2 separate regions of the Homo sapiens genome follow, and region 2 is linked to region 1. Evidence: read pairs that join two places in POLR2A ChIA-PET (ENCODE). Cell type or tissue: GM12878. All regions are shown on one strand. Each heading gives the region's core, and the rest is flanking DNA. Links, peaks and the distances in the headings are about the cores only. Region 1 overlaps SLC12A8 (solute carrier family 12 member 8). Region 2 overlaps ZNF148 (zinc finger protein 148).

What was found. Peaks named below come from ENCODE experiments on the same cell type or tissue, not always from the same donor. Only the 100,000 strongest peaks of a DNase experiment are listed, where the experiment ranks them.
Region 2: POLR2A ChIA-PET joins it to region 1 with 7 read pairs; 6 of 35 experiments call an interaction of 5 or more read pairs at or near these places.

Annotation. Positions count from the first base shown.
Region 1 is chr3:125,199,724-125,202,645 of GRCh38, forward strand. The region is part of intron 2 of SLC12A8 (solute carrier family 12 member 8); the gene reads right to left. Among named protein-coding and RNA genes, the nearest start is that of SLC12A8, 12 kb to the right of the region's middle. RefSeq lists an enhancer at 1,372-1,451. In GM12878, for the core only: a CTCF peak has its summit at 2,683; a DNase peak (open chromatin) is centred at 1,228; H3K4me3 peaks cover 894 bases; H3K27ac peaks cover 1,456 bases.
Region 2 is chr3:125,359,407-125,362,328 of GRCh38, forward strand. The region is part of intron 1 of ZNF148 (zinc finger protein 148); the gene reads right to left. Among named protein-coding and RNA genes, the nearest start is that of ZNF148, 14 kb to the right of the region's middle. In GM12878, for the core only: no CTCF peak of the experiment used is centred there; no DNase peak of the experiment used is centred there.

The sequences.
Region 1 (2,922 bases), core at 229-2,728:
TGACAGAGCAAGACCTGGTCTCAAAAAAAAATAAAATAAAATACATTTTTATAACCAACTATAATAAACATGAAAATACAGTTCCAGAAAAAAATGGTATAAACCTTGACAATGTAAAAATAATAAAGCAACTATTAAAAAATGGAAATGAAATGAGAGAAATGGAAGGAAGTGTATGTGTGCCAACGTCCTATTTTTCATATGGGAAACAGGAAGTAAAATGATAACAAATTGGTAACCTAAGAAACTGAGGTATAAGAATATTATTTAAAGTTACAGTGAGAACAATTAGAAGACATGAAAACCAGAAGCCATTAGCAATGACTGCCACTGGGGAATAGAAGTGAAGGAAGAGGGAAGGAAGGCTTTTCATTTCATGTCATGCTGTATTGTGTGAATCCTTCTCACTTCATGCATGTAGTACTTCTATGATAAAAACCCTAGACCAGCCACAGTGGCTCACACCAGTAATCCCAGCACTTTGGGAGGCCCAGGCAGGCGGATCGCTTGAGTCCAGGAGTTTGAGACCAGCCTGGGAACATGGCGAAACCCCGTCTCTACTAAAAATACAAAAAATAAGCTGGGCATGGTGGTGTGCCCTTGTGGTCCTAGCTATTTAGGAGGCTGAGGAGGGAGGATCATCTGAGCCTGGGAGGTTAAGGCTCCAGTGAGCCATGATCGTGCCACTGTACTCCAGCTGGGAACAGAGCGAGACTCTGTCTCAAAGAAAAACAACAACAACAACAAGAACTAACTTATTTTATGTTTAAAGAAAAAATTACCACATTATTAGAAATATTTTAAAAACAGAATGGGTTTTTTGGCTGACCTGGCATTAGGGATACCATTTATGGCTATATGTCATTTTATTCAGTGGATGAATTCACCAAAAGATTCCTGTGATTTCAATCACATTTTAAAATGTATTGAATACATGGAATACTTAAAGATGGTGAATCCTTTTGTAAAATCAATGTCTACCTCAAAATTCTTTGTGTATCTCTAAGTTTTTAAATTTGTTTTTGCTTTGTGTTATTCTTTACTAATAACTACCTAAAATTAAAAAGGAAAGTGACTCAAAAGGAGTCATGGCTTTCGGTTTTAAGTTGAATTCTATGAACACGGAGACTCATGGTAGAGCAGGAACGCAACTATTTTTGGCTTAGTGAGGGTTGCTCAGCCACCATTGCCTCAAGTTAATCAGTAAGCTCCTAAAGCCTGTAACCAGGGACAGTGACCATGGATGTGATTTACCGGATATCTGCAAACTGGGAAAAGAACATGCTAGAATTTTTACACAGGTGAGTGGTTTTTACCACACTACCCTTTTTTCTTTCTTTCTGACTGTTCGTGTGGGGAAGAAGACATTCACACAACAAATCAAAAACAAACAGGCTGGACACGGTGGCTCACATTTGTAATCCCAGTGCTTTCAGAGGCTGAGGCGGGAAGATCACTTGAGGCCAGGCAAGGAGTTCATCACCAGCCTGGGAAACATAGTGAGACCCCATCTCTACAAAAAATTTAAAAATTTGCCAGACATGGTGGCATGTGCTGTGGTCCTAGCTACTTGGGAGGCTGAGGTGGGAGGATCCCTTGAGTCCCAGGAGTTTAAGGCTGCAGTGAGCTATGATCACATCACTGCACTCCAACCTGGGCAACAGAGTGAGACCCTGTCTCTAAAAACAAAAAACAAAAGGAATGTAAATAGGACCTTTCTCCCAAGCAGTGGTAAATGTTAAAGCATTATTGTATTAGAAATGCATCAAAGCCGGGTGAGGTGGCTGATACCTGTAATCCCAGTACTTTGGGAGGCCCATGGGAGGATTGCTTGAGCCCAAGAGTTCAAGACCAGCCTGGGCAAAATGGCAAAACCCTGCCTCTACAAAATATTTTTAAAATAACCAGGCATGGTGGCATGCACCTGTGGTCCCAGCTACTCAGGCCCAGGAGGTTGAGGCTGCAGTAAGCCATGATTGAAAAAAAAAAAAAAAAAAAAGAAGCATCAAAGCTTAAATAGGTACTACCTCTAAAGACTTTTCACGTCAAGCGCACCCACCCTTTGATTAAGGTGTTAAAATTCAGAAAGAAAAAATTTAGGAATTAGATTAAATTATACTTGATAATTATTGAAGAGCAAAAAGAGATACTGAATTGAATTATACTGAAGTATGTGTATTTCTTTTTAATTTAATTTTTTTTGAGATGGAGTCTCACTCTGTCACCCAGGCTGGAGTGCAGGGGTTTGATCTCAGCTCACTGCAACCTCCGCCTCCTGGGTTCAAGTGATTCTCCCACCTCAGCCTCCTGAGTAGCTGGGATTACAGGCACCTGCCTCCACACCCAGCTAAACTTTTTTGTATTTTTGTAGAGACGGTGTTTCACCATGGTGGCCAGGCTAGTCTCGAACTCCTGACTTGAGGTGATCTGCTCACCTCGGCCTCCCAAAGTGCTGGGATTACTGGCATGAGCCACCTCGCCCAGCCGTATGTGTATTTCTCTTAATCCTACTACAATTAATTGATAATGTTCTAGGAATATAGAACTATCTAATGTTTTAACTGTTATTCTGAAGAGATGTGTTTTGGCCAGAGAAAGTATAAAATGAATGAAAAGGTAAGCTAAAACTCAGTTACTCTCCCCTACAGGAAGCCAGGGTGTTCAATCAGGCCAGGCGGCCAGAGTAAAAGCACCACCTAATGGCACCTTATTCAAATTACAAGAATAGTACTTCAGAGGCATTACCATAGCATCTAGGCTTTCCTTGCAAACCCCAGACGATTAAATGATGGCAAATGCAGTATTTTGTCTATATCTGACCATGGATGAAATTTACCTTAAGGCAGTAAGAAGGTTTGAAGTTACCTAGTCCCTCTATTCATAGCTAGGCGGAATGTATTAACCATGTTTTTTTTTTTTTTT
Region 2 (2,922 bases), core at 102-2,601, 160 kb after region 1:
CTCTCTCTCTCTGAAACATGAACATCAAAAACTCTGATATGGGCCATGCACAGTGGCTCATGTCTATAATCCCAGCACTTCAGGATTATTAAAGTCATTATAGACAAAAAAGAAAGTAAAGAGTCCACTTTAGTTCCCTTAGGACATCTCATTCTTACCATGTGCCCCATTCTTCCACATTTTACCCGAATCTCTTTACTTATGCAAGTTTTTGCCAGTTTTTGCAAACAGAAAACATGATGTGGTTCTCAAGCACACAAATAGAGATCTCAATGTCTCTATCACTGACAATATTTTTTTAAAAGCTGGCATGACATACTGCCACCTTTTATCATGGGTGGCATAGACTGTTCTTATTTGCACAGAGAAAGAATAGGTTTCTGACATCAGTTATTTCCTGCTCACTTCAGCGAGCGCCCACCTGCCTGCCCTGCCATGGGCCAAGAGCACACAGACCCAAGTGGGCGGCAGCCCACCCGCCACCATGCAGCTCCACGCCGCTGCTCCACCAGCTGCTAAGTGCACCGCCAGCACAGGCCCGCCCATGCAGCTGGCACAACTGGGCCTGGGCTGCAAAAGCCCAGGGAATACAAGGGCTCCCTACTTCCCAGTTTAATAAAAATATTACACTTAATGATGCTTGTCAATATCCTCGCCCCTACAAACCATGGCCTGTTTAAACCCCTTTCCATATGTTCTCTCCATATTTTCTCTGCTGCAAGCTACTCTCTCCTCTCTTATGCCTACAACTTCAACTTCCTCATTCATTTCCAGTCCATCTATTTACCAGATCCTATCAGCTTCTCCATGTTCTATTGTCAACAAACAATAGAACATCTTTTGTCTTTTACCTTCATCTTTTTTTTTAGACAGGGTTTTTGTATTTTTTTGATTTTTTTAGACAGGGTCTCACTCTGTGGCCCAGGCTGAGCGCAGTGGTGCAATCATGGCTCACTGCAGCCTTGACTTCCAGGGCTCAAGTGATTCTCCCACCTCAGCCTCCTGAGTAACTGGAACTATAGGTGTGCACCACCATGCCCAGCTAATTTTTTATTTTTGTGTAGAGACAGGGTTTCCCTATGTTGCCCAGGCTGGTCTCGAACTCCTGAGCTCAAGTGATCCTCCTGCCCCTGCCTCCCAAATCACTGGGATTACAGGTGTGAGCCATCATACTCAGCTTACCTTATCTTTAATACACCTCCACCTCATCTTTTGTTTCCAATGTCTCATTTCTTAACCCACAAATATCTTTCAGCTAAATTTATATCAGCATATTACACATGAATGGTTATGATTTTGCAAGTATTATTTATTTTATAAACAAACTGTTGGGAGGCCAAGGAGGGAAGATCGCTTGAGACCAGAAGTTTAAGACCAGCCTGGGCAACATAGGAAGACCACATCTCTTTAAAAAAAAAAAATTAAAATTAAAATTAAAAAATTAAAAAATATATATATACATATATATAGAAAAGAAAAGCCAGGTATGGTGGTACACATATGTAATCCCAACTACTCAGAAGGCTGAGGCAGGAGAATTGCTTGAGCCCAGGAGGCAAGGCTGCAGTGAGCCATGACTGGACCACTGCACTCCAGCCTGGGTAACAGAGAAGACCCTGTCTGAAAAATTAAAAAATAATAATAATAAGAGAACTGGTAAATGTAACAAATCTAGCTATTTTTCTCAATTCCCGTGGCTCAATGATTCCAATCACTATCAACTCTTGCCCAATTATTGTGACCACCTGTCTCATCTTACCTGGCTTTTCCTGGACAATCTGCTTCTCTCATGACTAGCTATATCATTCTCCTACTCCTTCAGCTTGATAAAAAAGGACTTGCTGCTTCTTGCTCCCCAGGACCACTCCCTGTTATCCTATCACTAAAAAATCGCTTGGGAGTCACATTACTCACTGAAACCATTCCTTCTGCAACATCTACCAACCTCCAGAACACCCTCCTATTTCCCCTACCCAATAACTTCAATTCTGCTTGCTCCCAAATTCAGCCATTATTCTCAATGACTTCAACAAAGATGCTCAAGAACTTTCTACACCCTGACCTTCAAAAACTCCTAAGACCTTCATCTGCACTTCAGCTAGCCACAAAGAAACAAAACAGAGCCATCAACTGAAAAGTGCTAGGCCGGGTGTGGTGGCTCACGTCTGTAATCCCAACACTTTAGGAGGCCAAAGCAGGTGGATCACTTGAGGTCAGGAGTTCGACACCAGCCCTGGCCAACATGGTGAAACCCTGTCTCCTTTAAAAATACAGAAAATTAGCCGGACATGGCGGCTCATGCCTTAATCCCAGCTACTTGGGTGGTTGAGGCAGGAGAATCACTTGAACCTGGGAGGCAGAGGCTGCAGTGAGCCAAGATTATGCCACTGTACTGCAGCCTGGGTGACAGAGCGAGACCCTGTCTCAAAAAAAAAAAAATAGTTACAATCCACTAGGATTGTAACTTCAGAGACCACCCCCCTTTTCTTTATCCACAACTACTTTATGTTCTAGTTGTAGACCTGCTCTTTACCTCCACTTGGCTTTATTGTCTCCCTATATAATTTAAACCTGTCCAACAGCCATTTTAACACTGTCCTCTCCAGAATATCATGACCTTCCATTATTCTCACTATGCATCTCCCCAGTGATAGACAATCCTCACCATCTGTTTTCTCCATGCCCACGCACTGGGTGTTAAGCACCACCAGAAAGCTATGAAATCTTCCACAACAGATTTATTCTAAATACAACTCTCCGTCTCATTGACTAATCCAAATCATTTTCATATTTAAATCCCTAATTCCAACAAATACTCGAACCCTTCTATAAAATTCCCTCAAATCACACCTTCTCCACCTGTAATCAAATCCTCTTCACAGCTTCTAAAATGCTGTAACTTCATCCATCTGTTACTTCTTG